Regions from separate parts of the Homo sapiens genome. Here region 1 is linked to region 2. Evidence: chromatin loops called from intact Hi-C (ENCODE). Cell type or tissue: mammary epithelial cell. All regions are shown on one strand. Links, peaks and the distances in the headings refer to the core of each region. The heading gives the core; the rest is flanking DNA. Region 1 overlaps AP2A2 (adaptor related protein complex 2 subunit alpha 2). Region 2 holds the start of LOC124902605.

The links. Hi-C counts contacts between places; a loop is a spot of excess contacts. Peaks named below come from ENCODE experiments on the same cell type or tissue, not always from the same donor. Only the 100,000 strongest peaks of a DNase experiment are listed, where the experiment ranks them.
Region 1: it touches region 2 in a loop (4-fold over the local background); 3 of 110 quality-filtered maps call a loop at or near these places.

The regions. Positions count from the first base shown.
Region 1 is chr11:974,311-982,623 of GRCh38, forward strand. It overlaps AP2A2 (adaptor related protein complex 2 subunit alpha 2), which reads left to right. Exons shown (of 22, transcript NM_012305.4): 5 at 2,785-2,914; 6 at 6,888-6,989. Among named protein-coding and RNA genes, the nearest start is that of AP2A2, 53 kb to the left of the region's middle. In mammary epithelial cell, for the core only: no CTCF peak of the experiment used is centred there; no DNase peak of the experiment used is centred there.
Region 2 is chr11:1,048,109-1,056,421 of GRCh38, forward strand. It overlaps LOC124902605, which reads left to right and starts at 1,584. Exons shown (of 4, transcript XM_047427955.1): 1 at 1,584-1,666; 2 at 1,771-1,854; 3 at 3,515-3,735; 4 at 6,131-8,313. The coding sequence starts at 7,673. LINC02688 (long intergenic non-protein coding RNA 2688) reads left to right here and starts at 1,772. Exons shown (of 4, transcript NR_160890.1): 1 at 1,772-1,854; 2 at 3,515-3,735; 3 at 6,131-6,284; 4 at 7,006-7,656. In mammary epithelial cell, for the core only: a CTCF peak has its summit at 3,158 (motif pointing left); a DNase peak (open chromatin) is centred at 3,123.

The DNA.
Region 1 (8,313 bases), core at 188-8,187, 74 kb before region 2:
CAGGTAACATGGTACCCATGGGCCTTCCTTGAAGAAAAGGGCTAGTTGTTGAAATCCAGCTAAGTAGTAGATGACTCAAAGTAATATGCTAAGGCTGGGCACAGTGGCTCACGCATGTAATCCCAGCACTTGGAAGGCCAAGGTGGGCGGGCCTGAGGTCAGGAGTTTGAGACCAGCCCGGCCAACATGGCGAAACCCCGTCTCTACTAAAAATACAAAAATTAGCTGGGTGTGGTGGTGCTCACCTGTAGTCCCAGCTACTCAGAAGGCTTGAGGCAGGAGAATCGCTTGAACCCAGGAGGCGGAGGCTGCAGTAAGTTGGAGATTGCACCACTACACACCAGCCTGGGCAACAGAATAAGACTCTGTCTCAAAAAAAAAAAAAAAAAAAGAAAGCTGGGCATGGTGGCTCATGCCTGTAATCCCAGTACTTTGGGAGGCTGAGACGGGCAGATCATGAGTTCAAGAGCTCGAGACCATCCTGGCCAACATGGTGAAACCCCGTCTCTACTAAAACCAGAAAAATTAGCTGGGCATGGTGGCGCCCTCCTGTAGTCCCAGTTACTCAGGAGGCTGAGGCAGGAGAATCGCTTGAACCCGGGAGGCGGAGGTTGCAGTGAGCCGAGATTGCTCCACTGTACTCCAGCCTGGCGAAAGAGCGAGACTCTGTCTCAAAAACAAAAACAAAAACATGCTCGGGAAGGAGGTGCTGTCATTGGAGGACTGCTGGTGTGTGTGTCACCTAGAAATGGAAGGACAGAGTAGGTGCTGAGGAGGTCAGGTCATTCCTAGGGCCAGAGGTAGGGACGGGAGGCAGCGGCCAAGGCAGAAGAGTGGGGTGGTGTCTCTGCTGGGATGGACGGAGTTGGTGGAAAGAGAACCCGTGGAGGTGCAGAGTAGCCGTGGGGTCCTCGGTCTCCCTCGTGTGAGCCGACATTAGCGAGTAGCTGTAGGGTCCTCGGTATCCCTCGTGTGAGCCGACATCGGAGAGTAGCAGTGGGGTCCTCGGTCTCCCTCGTGTGAGCTGACGTCGGAGAGTAGTGGTGGGGTCCTCGGTCTCCCTCTTACGAGCCGACATTAGTGAGTAGCAGTGGGGTCCTCGGTCTCCCTTGTGTGAGCCGACGTCGGAGAGTAGCGGTGGGGTCCTCGGTCTCCCTCGTGTGAGCCGACATCGGAGAGTAGTGGTGGGGTCCTCGGTCTCCCTCTTACGAGCCGACATTAGTGAGTAGCAGTGGGGTCCTCGGTCTCCCTCGTGTGAGCCGACGTCGGAGAGTAGCGGTGGGGTCCTCGGTCTCCCTCGTGTGAGCCGACGTCGGAGAGTAGCGGTGGGGTCCTCGGTCTCCCTCGTGTGAGCCGACCTCGGAGAGTAGCGGTGGGGTCCTCGGTCTCCCTCGTGTGAGCCGACGTCGGCGAGTAGCTGTGGGATCCTTGGTCTCCCTCGTGTGAGCCGACGTCGGAGAGTGGCGGTGGGGTCCTCTGTCTCCCTTGTGTGAGCAGATGCTGGAAAGTAATGGTGGGGTCCTCGGTCTCCCTCGTGTGAGCTGACACCGGAGAGTAGTGGTGGGGCCCCCGTCCCCTTGGTGTGAGCTGATGATTTAGACTGTGTTCTTCTGCCTAAAAGAGGAGGCGGATCCTCCTCCTCTCTGAGGAGTGTGGCATGCTGGGCGCCCTCGTGTGTCGGCATTTGTAGCCACAAGCATGGAACCTGGTTGGCTCTTCTATGTTGAAGGACTGCTGGGGGCCCAGTCATGGGGTCCTGAAGCCGCCTGGCAAGGACAGCCCTGCTGGCGCCTGGAACACACCCCTGACGTGGCCTCGACCACACATCCACATGGACGCATGGCAGGGTGTGTGTGCGGTTGCTGCTCTGGGCTGATCTGGTGAGGATGGGGTGGGCCGGAAGAGGGACACAATACCTACTCCTCCTTGCAGGGGCGTTGGCACCCAGAAGGGGAATTTTTTATTCAAAGTAATTTTTTGGAATAGTATAGGGGGAGATTTAGGAATAAAAAAGCCAAAAGGTAAATGGTACAGGTAGTCCCTATACCCTTTTCTGCCTTCCATGTGGGGCAGCAGATTCCAGCTGATTCTGTTAAGCGCTTGGAGAAGAGACTGGCCCTTTTTCAGCTGTGCCTCCACAGCGTCCACCCCAGGGTCCCTGTTGCCTTCCCAGCTGCTTAGCAGAATCTGGTGGCAGGAGGGCGAAGGGGGATAAGCGGAGCATGGAACACGTCTGTGCCCTGGACAAGCATGTTGGCAGCAGAGCAGGAGAGCCATGGCCGGCTCCCTTCCCACCGTGTCTGTAGGGACCCGAAGCCCTTTGCTCCAGGGGCAAGGGCATGTGTGGCCCAGCCCACTGTTCAGGGTGGGGCGTGGTGGGGTGAGGGTGGGCGTGGGGCAGGGGAAGATCATCAAGCAGATGTGGAGCTCCATGGCGGTGCAGGGCCCTCCAAGCATTTCTGTTGTGATTGTGGATTATTAAGTTGTAACAACAACAACAAGAAAGCTATTGTTCAAACAACAAATGAGCAATGTGAGCTGCATGTGGTCGGCTGGTGGTTTTGGTGGTGAGAAGGTTGGCAGGGAGACCTTTGGAGCAGGGCCCATGTATGCTGAGAACACTGCTGCTGCCCCCTAGGCGGCCTCGGCAGGCGGCCCTGAGTGCTGTCTTGGCCCCTGCGCCAGCCCCACCCCCGCGTCTCCTGCTGGCTCTGGGGGGGTGCTCCGTGCAGCTCTGCGCTGTCTTCAGCCTGTTGCGAGTGACTCTTGACGTCTGTCTTTCAGAGACACTATGGACAGCGTGAAGCAGAGCGCGGCCCTGTGCTTGCTGCGCCTGTACAGGACGTCCCCCGATCTTGTCCCCATGGGCGACTGGACATCCCGAGTGGTGCACCTGCTCAATGACCAGCACTTGGTAAGCACCCTTGGCTTTGGTTCTCCCCGCTCCCCCAGGTGACCTTTGGGATGGCCGTTGTGAAGACACCATGGTGCGCCTTCTCGGGATGCCCAGGAGAGGCTGTCACAGGGGCTGCTGTGGCTGCGTGCTGAGGCCACGGGGGCCCTTCCTGGGGCTGGATGAGTAAGACTCCGCCTCTGCTCATCCTGTGGCCAGGCATTGGCTGAAGCCCTCGGGTAGCACAGAGGCTCTGCAGACACCCCCAGCTGAGACACGTGTCTCCTGGAAACACCTATCTAGTATGCGGAGCTCCTGCCTGGTGTCCCGGCTGCCTGTGCCCTCATCTAGGCTCTAACGTGCAGTCTTACTAATCCTCGTGCCTACTCCACGGGCCAGGCCCCCATGGTATAGGCATACACCAAGGGTGGAGGTTTCCAGCGATTTGGTGATGTGTGTTCAGGTGCTGTGAGAGGCACGTGTGGGGGAGGGGCTGTGCTAGTGTGTGAGCCTCAGGGGCTTGAGGGTCACAGAGCCGTCCACCGCATCCAGCAGGGGTGGATGTGGGCAGAATGTGCTTGTCCTGCCTGAACTCTGCTCTATGAATGAGAGGGTGAGAGTTGGCAGGAGTGGAAGTATTTCCTGCTGCGTGGAGAGGCATGTGGGCCGGTCACGCGTTCACAAGGATCCAGGATAGAGGGCCGAGAATGCCACTTTCCCATGTTGCCGTGAGCCCCATCCTGGCGGGGGAGCCTTTCAGACGGTGCTGCTGGAGGCTGTCGTCCACCATCCCGTGGACCGTGGGAGGTCATGGGATTTTCCCGCTTTGCAGTCAAGGAGGCCGAAGCTGGGAAAGAGGAAATGCCCTCTGACAGCCCCAGGCCTGTACCCAGAGTTGGCGTGTTGGGGTCTTGGGCGTCAGAGAGTGTGCGGGTGAAGCAGCTATGTGGGAGCTGTGAGTCGGCAGGGCCTGGTCAGGGAGGCAGGCCCCGGGCTCCTGCTGCACATGGCAGCCGGTCACTGGGCTGCTGAGGGACCGGGGCTGCCTGCTTTCCCCTGGGCCTTCTGCAGACAGGATCTGTGCACGCTCTGTGGGACTGGCCGGGACTGCTGTCATTGCTCCTGCCTTGGCAGGAAGTTTCCATGGCCATGCAGCCGCAGGGTCACCCTGAGTGCTTTTCAGGGTGGCAGGGCCTTGCCTCAGATGGCCACAAGGGCACCTCTCCTTGGATACTTTATGATTCTGTGACGCCAGCTACTTGGTTTGCTTTTTGTATTTTTATGCATCTGGCTTTATTTCACCAGGCACTTGAGTCAGCATATTCTTGGTTATAGGCAACGGAAACTCATCCTGAAGGGACGCCACAGCCAACCCCAGGGTGGGCTCCCTGCTGCCCAGTACTTTCCCTCCTTAGCTCTCCCAGCTTGCGCACCTGCACCCCTGGCAGCTGTCTTTTGTGTGGCCATGGCTTTTGTCAAATGCCTTCCACCTCTGACAGCGAAGGCCTGAGGCTTGGCTTCTCTGGTCTCAAGTCAGGAGCCCCCAAGAAAGGTGTCATTTGCTCACCTAGAGTGAGTGAGCTCCCCCATGTGTCCTTCAGGGAGGTCTTGTGGAGTGGGACAGGAAGCGTGGGCGGGACCAGGTGGGTGAGGGTCAGAAGGTCGGCGGTCAGGCCTGCGCCCGGAGTTGGGTGGTGGGGAGGGAGGTGATTTGGCCCGAGTGCTGCATGGGCACCGTGCCGAGCCTTGGGTCTGTAGCCTGAGGGTGGCCTGATGGAGCAGACAGGTTGGAGTGGACAAGGACAGGAGACACCATGGGGAGAAGGGTTGGGGGGCTGGGCCAAGGGCTGGAGGCCACTGAGGAGACACGGAGGTCGCTTTGGCACCAGCTGCCACCACAGGGGTGGGGCCACGTGTCGCGGGCCTGAGTGTGCCCCTCGAGAGGCCTCTTACAGTCTCAGTGCAGGGGGAGGACGTCCTAAATGAGAGGCTGAGCTCCGCGCCTGTCAGCCTGTTGCAGGGGGCATTCTAGATGCGTGTTTCCTGGGGGAACACACCGTGAACATTCAGGAGCCCCGTGGGGAATGACTCTGCCCTCATGGAAGTTACAGACCTGCAGTTTCTTACAAGTTCTTTATTGGACATGGCAAAATCCGTTAGCACTTTGCTCACCGAGAAATACAGGAAGAAGACCAATCAGACCAATTTCTTTCTTACAGCTTTCACATTTTCCTTGGAAAGCTGAGGGCACAGGCACAGCAGGTCTCTGGGGAGAGTGCCGTGCTATAGTAGGTGCACCCCAGCCTGGCTGAGGAGCCGTGGCACAGGGCGAGTGGTGGGGGGATTGCATCAGTCATTCAAGTAGACATTTCCTTTCAGACAGAGGCTTGCTCTGTCACCCAGGCTGGAGTGCAGTGGCGCGATCTCAGCTCACTGCAACCTCTGCCTCCTGGGTTCAGGCGATTGTCCTGCCTCAGCTTCCCGAGTAGCTGGGATTACAGGCGAGGCGAGTGCCACCACGCCTGGATAATATTTGTATTTTTAGTAGAGATGGGGTTTCACCGTGTTGGCCAGGCTGGTCTTGAGCTCCTGACCTCAGGGGATCCGCCTGCTTCGGCCTCCCAAAGTGCTGGGATTACAGCATAAGCCACCGTGCCCACGCAAGTAGACACTTCCTGAGCTCACTGTTTACATCTTCAGAGTGAATAGGTATCATTTATTTTATATTTTTTAAAAAAATTTATGGGAGAATGTCTTTATATAATTAAAGTCTTTTTTCAAGAGGTCTGAGTGACTGATTCCCTAGTGGCTGTCCTGGAGCGGTGACAGGCTGCCCGGTGCCGTGTCCTGGAGCGGTGACAGGCTGCCCGGTGCCGTGTCCTGGAGCGGTGACAGGCTGCCCGGTGCCGTGTCCTGGAGCGGTGACAGGCTGCCCGGTGCCGTGTCCTGGAGCGGTGACAGGCTGCCCGGTGCCGTGTCCTGGAGCGGTGACAGGCTGCCCGGTGCCGTGTCCTGGAGCGGTGACAGGCTGCCCGGTGCCGTGTCCTGGAGCGGTGACAGGCTGCCCGGTGCCGTGTCCTGGAGCGGTGACAGGCTGCCCGGTGCCGTGTCCTGGAGCGGTGACAGGCTGCCCGGTGCCGTGTCCTGGAGCGGTGACAGGCTGCCCGGTGCCGTGTCCTGGAGCGGTGACAGGGTGCCCGGTGCCGTGTCCTGGAGCGGTGACAGGCTGCCCGGTGCCGTGTCCTGGAGCGGTGACAGGGTGCCCGGTGCCGTGTCCTGGAGCGGTGACAGGGTGCCCGGTGCCGTGTCCTGGAGCGGTGACAGGCTGCCCGGTGCCGTGTCCTGGAGCGGTGACAGGCTGCCCGGTGCTTTGGGGAGGACTGCTTGTGCCCTGGGATCTGAATCTGTTCTCACTGAGGGCCAGGAGGAGCGGGGAGGGAGGACTCGCGTGCTGGGCCTAGTGGCCTCATCCAGCCTATGGTGGTTGAGTGACTGCCAGGGCCACTTTCCAAAAAGGAGAATGGAAAAGGACTTCTCCAGTTGCTCTTTTCTATAGTCTCACTTCTGGGTTGTAAAGATTCAGATCAGTGTAAAGGTAGCGTCTCCCTCTACAGTGAACATGCGTTATTAAACCAGAGGCAGCAAGTGCAGATGACGGTGGAGGCCAGGCCAGGAGAGGGCAGCAGGCAAGGTGGCGTGTGCAGCCCACATGCTTGACCTGCATGGCTGGACGTGGCCCTCTGGCTCTTCGATGCTGGCAGGGATCTGGGCTAAGCATGACGGAACTTCCCAGTTTTTAAGGAGAAGCTGGAAAAAGAAAATCTGCATGTGCCATCTGGGAGAACATTGTAGGTTTCTCGGAGTAGGCCTGAGGCCGAGGTGGCTGTGGGCTGCCACTGTGCTGCTGGTTGGTTTAAGGTTTTCTTTGGAAGATGAGTGAACACAAGTGGTTAGCTTCAAGTGTTCTGACTCTTGTGTGTGTGTTTTCTTTCAGGGTGTGGTAACTGCAGCCACAAGTCTGATCACCACTTTAGCACAGAAGAACCCAGAAGAGTTTAAAACCTCCGTGTCTCTGGCTGTCTCTAGGCTAAGCAGAGTAAGTCTGTTCGTGGGGGAGCAGAAGTCAGGGTGGGTTTTGTCTTAGTTATTTATTTATTAGCTTATTTGTAGAATGCAAGGTATTTGATCAGTTTATAAATTCAGGGATGAAAACCAACTTGGCTTCTCTGTCAGCCTTCTTGTTGAGAACTGTCCTGTCTGTACAGAAGCACAGCTCCCTGTTCCCATGGTGTGAGTGAGCACCCAACACCATGTGGGTGGAGGAGGGGCACCCAGTGGCCCCGTGTCCCCCACTGGGGAAGCGTGGCTGGTGCTTCGTGGACCCACCATCTGGCGTGCACGCTAAAGCCTGCCATTCAGCTTCCTGTTCTGAGTTTGATGCAGATGGACCTGCAGCACACATTCTTTTGTTTTGCTCAACATGGTAAAATTTTTGTTTTGTGTGCAGCTGTTATACATTCATGTTTGATGCTTCATAGAATTGGTTGTGTGAATTGTCCGCTGCAGTTTACCTGCTGTCCTGTTGAACACTTAGCTCCTTGCCCTCTGAGGCTGCTGTGAATCCTCCAGCATGAGCAGTCTTGGATGTCCCTTGGTTTCCATGTGCACGAGATGGCTCAGCTGGGGCCGCGGCTCCTGAACCTGAGGAGACTGGCGTTGCCAGACCAGCTTCCCCTGCCGTGCACACGGCTCTCACAGCGGCAGCAGGAGGCGCGGGCGCGGCACGCGTAGTGCTAGTCTCTTGGGTTTTAGTCATCTGGGTGTATAGTGGGAGCTCTGTGATTTATTTTTTATTTTTTTCTTTTGAGACAGAGTCTCACTTTGTCGCCCAGGCTAGAGTGCAGTGGTGCAGTCTCAGCTCACTGCCACCTCTGTCTCCTGGATTCAAGGGATTCTCCTGCCTCAGCCTCCAGAGTAGCTGGGATTACAGGCACCCACCACCAAGCCTGGCTAATTTTTGTATTTTTAGCAGAGATGAGGTTTCACCATGTTGGCCAGGCTGGTCTTGAACTCCTGACCTCAAGCAATCTTCCTGCTTTGGCCTCCCAAACTGCTGGAATTATAGGCGTGAGCCACCGCACCCGGCCTCTTTGAGATTTAAATCTACATTTTCCAGATTATCAATGAGGTTGAGCAACTTTGCATGTTGATTGGCTGTTTGGGTGTCTTGTTTTGTGAAGTGCCTGAGTCTTTTACCCATTTTTACCCTGGGTTGTCCGTTTTTTGTGTTGAATATTTCACCATTAAGTATGATGTCTGCTTTAGAATTTTGTTGTTGTCGTTGGTACTCTTCACATTAAAGAAGTTCCTTTCTCTATCTAGTTTGTCAAACAGTTTTTATCATTAACTGGTAAAAACAT
Region 2 (8,313 bases), core at 131-8,130:
TCAAGAATGGGGTTAGTGTCCTTACAGGAGAGATCCCAGAGCCGGGCGCGGTGGCTCACGCCTGTAATCCCAGCACTTTGGGAGGCCGAGGCAGGTGGATCACCTGAGTTCAGGAGTTCGAGATGAGCCTGGCCAGCATGGAGAAACCCTGTCTCTACTAAAAATATGAAAATTAGCTGGGCATGGTGGTGGGCGCCTGTAATCTCGGCTACTCGGGAGGCTGAGGCGGAGAATCACTCGAACCTGGGAAGTGAGCTTGCAGTGAACCGAGATTGTGCTACTGCACTCCAGCCTGGGTGACAGAGTGAGACCCTGTCTCGAAAAAAAAAAAAAAGAGACCTCAGAGAGCTCTCCCACCCCTTCTACCAGAGGCGAAGGGGACCCAGTGGGAAGGTGCCGTCCGTGAACCAGGGAGTGGCCTCACCAGACATCGAATCTGCCAGAGTGTGGATCTTGAACGTCCCGTCCTCTGCAGCCGTGGAGATGCGTGTCTGTTGCTTTTATGCCGCTCAGGCCATGGCGTTTCCGGATAGCAGCCAGGTTGGAGGGACCCGCTGTCTCTCTGGGACCACTCTCTTCGTCGCCTGATGTCCACCGTCTTGACAGATGTTGTTTCCCATATTTCCTGGAGTTTTTTAGTTGCTAAATCCTGGCCTCTGCTACTCTCTTTGCTAAAAATGCTAGTCCTTGATGAAATGGAATCTTGATACTTTAATACAGAGTGGAACATAGTCACTAAATAAAACCTGGAAAAATGTAGAAGAGTAGCAGGAAGAGAACACACCCCAGCCCCGCGGTCCACCCACCCGCAGTCCCTATCGCCACCTCCTGGCTCTGGTTTCCCTGCTCGTGGGGCTGGGCAGCATTGCTGCAACTCTTGATTCGCTTTCCTGGGGCCACCATAACCAAGCAGCACAACCCGGGAGATGGCTCAGAGTCTCTCTGCGTCCTGGGAGCCTGAGATCCAGGAGTGGGTGGGTTGGAGAATGGTTCTCCCTGGGTCACTCTGGAGGACCTCTTAAGGTGGACTTCTTAAGGGACCCCCGGCTCCCACCTTGCCAAAGAGCCTCCGAGCCACACCTGCCTCCCGCAGGCCTCCAGTTGGTGCCCACATGCAGCCCCCGCCGTGGGGTCACCCTGGGGTAAGGGTCTCTCCTCCCCTGCTAACCTTCTGCTGGGTCTTGGCATCCCTGGGATGAACCCTCCTGGCCTGGACCTTGCCGGCCCACATCAACCCCCAGCCCTCTGCTCCTTGGCCTCACCCACAGCCTGCAGAATGTAGGTGAGTTTCCTGATGATAATATAATAATAGCAATGATGATGATGATGATGATGATGGCAATAACAATGATGACAGTCAACACTGCCGCGTGCCGGGCTCTGGCCCTTTGCATGTCTGGGCCGGCTGTACAAGGCACTGCTGGGGCTCCCGGGCTGGGAGCCAGGGACAGGCACCGTCACAGCAGCCAAGGGGCCCCCCTACCACCCCAGCACCTGCTGGCCCTGAACCAGCTGCTCCTTGAGAGCTTTGACAGACTCTTCCGCTTGGCAGCATTTTAATCTGCTGGTGCAAGAGCCTTGTCGCTTCCTCAAAGCCTGTGCCCATGGCCGTGGGCAGCTGCCTGTCCCTGTATAGGCAGAGCTGCGTCATGCCCTGTGGCCCCAGGTCTGGCTCTGGGGTTCTGGCTGGGCGGGGCCTGGAACCTTCTGGGAGTCACCATTGACTGGCTGCAGCCACCGGCTTCCCAGCAAGGATGTCCTCTTCTGTAGGAAAATGGGGACGTCGGGAGCATTCTCTGGACAGCAGGAGATGCATGTCGACAGGCTGGCCCTGCCTCTTCCCACCCCAGAGTGGTGAGTGGGGATTCTGGGGACTTCCCTGGCCCCCATGGGCCTCGCGTGTCCTGGTGCCCATGTGTCTCCAGTCCCAGGGTCGGCCACGGTGTGGACCCCTCCACTTTCCTCCAGGCCTGAGGTGGGGCCCGGGCGGCCTGTCAAAGAAGAGCCCAGCCCAGACCCTCCCCAGATCCCTGGGGGAAGGAGGCCACCAGGCACCCTGCCTTCCTGCTGCCTGTCAGGGTGAATCTCAGGGGACCCTGGTGCAGGAGGGGCTGGCTCTGAGCTGGACAGGCCTCTGGGGTTGCCCTGGTGGCCTTCCCTCTCTCTGGGTCAGACGTGCCCAGGCAGGGAGGGTCCAGGCCATGACAGAGCCGGGCCAGCTGGGGACAGGGCATCCCCCAGTGCAATCCTTGTAGCGAACGGGTCCTAGAGTGCAGCTGGCGGGACACTCCCGCCATCACTGGATTTACTGCAGGTGGAGACGGGTTCTGTACCCACGTAGATGAGGAAACAGGCACAGAGAGGGGGCAGCCTGCCCAAGGTCACCGGGGAGGGAGTGGAGAGGCTGGATGCCCTTGGGCCCAGACTGCAGCCTCCCCTCCCCGATGTGCTGCGGCCCCAGTGTCCTGGGCCCCATGTGGCGCCTGAGCCCACAGGTGTCACCAAAGGTCTGAGTTGCGGGGACAAAGGCGGGGACAGGCCCGAGGTGCGGGGACAAGGGCGGGGATGGGCCTGAGGTGCAGGGACAGAGGCGGGGACAGGCAACCCCTGCGGTTCGAGGGGTAGGTGGCCACACGTCAGTCCCTGGGAGGGCCAGGCAGGAGGTGGGCCCAGCGGGGCTGGGAAATGAGGGGCCAGTGCCCCCACGCTCACTGCAGGGGATGTGAGAGGGCGAGTGGTCGCTCAGCCACACCCACACCCGTGTGTACAGGACCCACGCCCGCCCGCCTTGCTGTCCCGCCCGTGCACGGCTCACACAGCTTCTCCCATTATTCAGGCGCTGCCGGGCCCTGCAGGACTCAGATCGTCCCTGTGCCACTTGGCAGGGTCACCCTCACGCCTGCCCGGTGGCCCCACCTGCCCCACCTGCCCAGCTTCTCTCCCTTCTCAGTGCTGTCTGTCCCAGAGCCTCCCATCAATGGGGCCAGAGGGCTCTGGCCCGGCTGTGGGCTGACTGTTCTCCCCAAGATGCCTGAGAGCCACCCGGGCACCGGACTTGCCAACATGCAGGCACACGCAGGCACACACCTGGGCCACACGGCCCTGAGCACACGCCTTGCCCAGCCCTCCTCCGGGCTGTGGTGCGGGTGCCAGGTGCCACCTGCTGGCGGGCTACAGCATCACGGCTCTCGCCCTCCGGAACCTTCCATGGTGCCACACCAGCCTCTGGTCTGGCTGCAGACGGCTTGGGCTGGGCAGGGAAGCTTCCACTGTCGGGGAACCTGGGACCACAGTCTTTGCTCCAAGCGCCCTGGGCGGGTAGAGGCCAGGTCCGGTATGAGGAGCCCTGGTTCCCTGAGGTAGACAGAGCCAGGCAGACGTTGAGGAGACATGGGGGCTGTAGCCCTGGCCCCACTGCCCGACTCTCTCTCTGCATTTCGGGAGCTGGCAAGATCCAAGGGGGTCCCCAAGGCCCTGAGGCTGCACTGAGCACCCCTTTCCTGCTCATTTTCAGATGCAGCGGTGTCCTGGACCCCTGGGGAGAGGTGACCCCCCCAGCAGGAAGCTGGGCCTGGTTTCTGTCCCTCTGCAGCCACAAGGCCTGGCTAGGATGCTGGGAGCACCACACCCTGGAGACTCAGCTCACCAAGGACTCAGGGGCGGGGGCTCCCCTGGCACCTGGGAAGCTGGGCCCCCGGCCCCCTGGACTCCCACCCAGACACCATCTCAACCCAGGTCTGTCTGCTCTCCCCGTCACTGCCCTGGGTTCTCCACTCCTGGACCCGACCCTGGTCCTGGGGCAGTGTCCCAGCTGCTGTGTCCCAGGCCCCCCATCCACTGCCCTTGGCCCACCTTCTATGTGGCCCATTAGAGGGGTGTGGGGGCTGCAACCTGCTTCTGCTGAACCCCTAGGCCTGCCAGGGGGCATCAGGATTCTGCACAGAGAGGCAGGGGACCCGGCCAGACATGCAGGTACCCACGTACCTAATTCTGGGCCTTGGGGCAAGGACTGCGTATTTATCCTGGCCCAGGCAAGTCTGGGGGTGTCTGAGGGGTGGTGAGACGTCTGGGCAGATTGTCCCTGCCCTGCTCTGCTCTGCCCCACCCTGGCCAGCCCTCCTGGCTTCTCAAGGTGCTCCTGGCCACGATGGCACAGTCCCCCAGGCCCAAAATGTGCCCCCATGCTGCCCGAATGCCAGTGCGGGGGCTGGTAGCAACCAAGGCCATGCCCTCCCCTCCCCCTCCTGGGGCACCTGCCCCCACGCTGTGGCCATGGCTCCCTGGCTCCACCAGCTTCTTGTGACCCCTGAGGCTCCCCAGCTCCTGGCCCCCCATGGAGAGTTCCCTCCCCATAAGGGGGGGCCAGACACCCCCCTGTGCCCACTCCTTGGGAGACTGGCATTAGATCCTGGCTGTGGGACAGGCTGGGCCACTCTGGGGGTGAGACCAGGCTTCTCCCACCTGGGGGACCCATCCTGGCTCCGGACTTGGGCGGGTGACAGCCTGGGTTTCCTGTGTCCTCACCGCCCGCTTATCAGCAAGATGGGGATGTGGATGACAGGAGTGCTGGCCACGGAGGGCCTGGTGTGGGTGGCCGTCGGGACGAGGGTAGTGTGGGCGGCCACGGCAGTTGGTGCTACTGCTGGGAGGGGCCGAAGGTGAGGCCCTCCTGGGCTGTGGGTCCCTGTAAGCCACTGCCCCCGTGGGGTGTGCAGTCACCAAGCCGACCTGCTGCCGGGGTTCCGCCCCCTCCCTTTCCCTTCTGCTTCCCCGGCACCTGTGTCCCAAGCCTGAAGCCCTGTCCGTGTCAGAGGTGGCACCTCCCTGGGCACGGGCACTTGGACGCTGGTGCCTCCCCTGCTGCGGACCCCTTTGCTGTGGTCAGGGCCTCCTCCCTGCACTGGCCCCGCCTGTGACCGCAGGCCTGGCGGGGCCCTCAATGGCCACAGAGGGCACAGGCCGGGGCCAGGAGGGCACCGTCTCCTGGGGCACAGATATGCTGGAGTGAGCTATGGAATTGTCCATCAGCAGCGGCAAGCTTTGCTGAGCGCCAGCTGTATGCAGAGCAAAGGCGGGCCAGCCGGGAAGGGCCAGTGAGGACCTGGAGTCCCCAGCATCCCCAGGAGCCTGCACCCCTACGCGGGGGACGCCTGGGCAGCTCCTCCCTCCTCCACTCCCCGCCCTCTCCTCCCCTCCTTCCTGCAGTTCCCACAGCTGTTTGGGTGCCTCCCGTGGCGCCTGGTTGAGCTGCAGGGGGAGATGTGTGTGGACACTGCAACCCTCCCGAAGCTGGGCCTGGAAGAAATGACTTCCCCAGAACCTTATCTGGGCCGGAGAGGGGCGTTGGCAGCGGGGGTCTTGCCGCCTTCCGGTCCTCTGCATGCCAGGCACCACCTGGGGCCGGGCCAGGGCAGGCTGCCTGGACACCATGGACCTGCCCAGCTGTAGGGGAGGTGTGTCCTGCAGCCCTACCCGAGGCCCAGGCCTGCGTGGCTGAGAGGACTGAGGACGGCTGACCCCCTTGGTGACTGCCTGGGCCCAGAGGGGAGTTGGGGGAGTGGTCAGCTGGGTGTGGCCAGCCCTGGGGGAAGGATCCAGGGACTGTGTCCACTTAGGGATAGGAGGCAGCTAGCAGAGCCCTCCCAGCTGACCAGGGGAGGCCCTGTGGGCACAGGAGGGGCCCCAGGTGTAGGTACAGGTGCAGGGCTGTGCGGCTCTGTGTCACCCAGGTGGAGCGTCTTGCCCCGTTTGATGGCTGACAAAGTGCCCTTGAATGCGTCAGACCCAGCGTGGTCCCAGGGTCCTGACCCTAACATACCACCCCAAATTACCCTCACCCCAGCCTACCCCTGCCCTAAATTCACCCCAAGCCTCCACCCAAACCCCTTAGTCCCAACACCTTAACCCTAGACCCAACCCTACACCCCAAGCCCTAATCCCTAACCGCTAGCCTCACCCTAACCTTCCTACCGGATGCCACCTGGCAAACATCCTCCTGGCCCCTATCTGCCCCTCCCCCGGGGATCCGGGAGGCAGTGGGGTCCCTGGGAGGCTGCTCCCTGCAGAACGCGATGGACAGATGCATGGGCACCGGGCCCCAGCACCCTCTGGCTTCCTTCATCCTCCCCAGGCACTTCCCCCGGGCCAGAGGGCAGCCTGGCAGCCCTGGACTCCGGGAGGGCCGAGTCTGGGGAGCTGGACGACGTCACATTCCACTCTTGATGATGCCGCCCCAGTCCTACAATCTGGACAGCAGGAGAAGCTGCCCATTTCCTCCATCTCCGGTAATGAGAAGCAAATGCTGATCCTGGCCGTCTCCTGGCTCTTGGGTCCCTAGGTTCCTGCTGCCCCTGCCAGTTCCTGGAAGATGCCAGCAGGAGGGAGGGCAGTGGAGCTGGACTTGCGCCCACAACAGGATCTGGCCATAAACGCAGTCAGGGCGAGGCTGCGGGGTGGGTGGCTGAGCCTCCTGGTGGACTATCTCCCCTCCCACCCCCCGCCCTGGCCCGCAGCTGTTGGCTCTTCCTGGGAAGCCACAGCCTTTGTTTGTTCCTTGAAGGAGCTGGTGCGTTGCCTGCGAGCTCCTCTGCAGGCTTGGGGGTCGCACCTGCTGTCCACCCCCCTCGAAACCAGCTCCATCCAGCAGCAGGCTGCAAGCCTGGAGAGGCCACCGGGGACCAGGCAGGGAAACTGAGGTCCCAAAAAGGCAGGGAACAGGTGCAGGGGGCCTGTCTGACCTGCGCTGGGACTGGGCCAGGTGAGTCTCCTCCAGGGCCCAGCCCCATCTTGGACAGAGGAAGTTGATAGTCAGGAAAGGCAGGAGTGGCCTCTTCTAACAATTTCAGCTCTGAAGGGGCCAAGGGTGGCGATGCTGACAGCATTTCCTCCAGCTCCCACCTGCCTGCTCCGGGGAACTCCCTACCCAGGCATTGATATTCACCTGGTGATACTAATAATTGTCTCAGGTGATAAATTGTCTCAGCTGCTCTCCCACATGGCCCACAGGTCCCTGGAGGTTCCCCGGATCCTTTCAGGGAAGACCATGGGCCCTAAACGATCTTCATAACAAAACTGAGAAGTGGCCTGGCTTCTTCACTGCGTGCCTGTGTGCTGGGATCTAGCGTGGCCCGACTGGGCAGCTCCTTTCCTTCCCTGACGCTGCTCCAGGGGAAAGAAGGACCAGGGTCAATCCGGGGTGCCCCAGGTGGATCAGCGAATGCCCCTGAAGCCAGGTGCCAGTTGCATCCCCGTCAGATGCCCCCACCCCAGTCTCCTGAGCCTCATTAGTCACCCCTCATTTTCCTCTGGGGACCCCAGGCCCCAGCTCCTGTCTGGTTAGAGGCTGAAGGGGTCTGAGCGACACCTACCCTAGGGGACCTCCGGAGGGGTCTTGGTGTCCTCTGACTTCTGTCCTCAGAAGGGAGCTCAGAATGCAGCTGAGGCTTCCCCTGGGGCCCAGGGTGTCTGTGTCCGAGCCACAGCCAGAGTGTGCCCTGGAGAGTCGCTGGGATGCACGGTGGGCTCTCGTCATCCTGTCCCCACTCCAGGCTCAGGCTGGAGCCGTGATGGCACCGCTGCACTCCAACCTGGGCAACAGAGTGAGACCCTGTCTCTATAAAATAAAAACAAAAATAAAGAAGAGCATGTGGTTTCTGCAGTTTCCTGGCCAAAAATGCATAACTCCAATCTCAATCATAAGAACACATCCAACGTCCCCAACAAGGGGAGGTTCTACACACACCTGCCCAGAGCCCCTCAAAAGTGTCAAGGTGTGAAAGACATGGAGGCATGTAGAAGACGGGAGAGCCAGTGTGGCCTGTGGTATGTTCATGACGGTCACAGGTCAGCGCCCACGGTCACTCAGCAGCCATGCCAGGCAGGCCCCAGGGGCCCAAGAGGAAGGTGGGATGTGGCGGGATGGGGGCTCTGCACGGCCCTGCAGCACAAGTGCCCTGCCGACTCCAGGGGCAGCAATCTGGTCCCCTCATGGTGCCATTCCCCAGGGACGGGTCCTCGCCTGCCTCGCCGGCCCTCCACAGACAGGACAGGGACAGGTCGTCAGCTGTCACGGAGGCCCTCGCAGTTTTCTGAATGTGGACTTGCTGTTCCTGCCCATGGCTTCGTCCACGGACTCGACAGCACCCCACTGTCCATCACACCCCCACCGATGCTGCTTCCCACAGCAGGACTCATCCCATGCTCAGGCAGTGCTCCCAGGAGCAGCGGGTTAATAGAGCGTGGGACGGCCCCTGAAGACCAGTTATGGCGCCGGCCAGGAGGCCCTCTGAAAGGACGGGCGCAACCCCGCAGAAC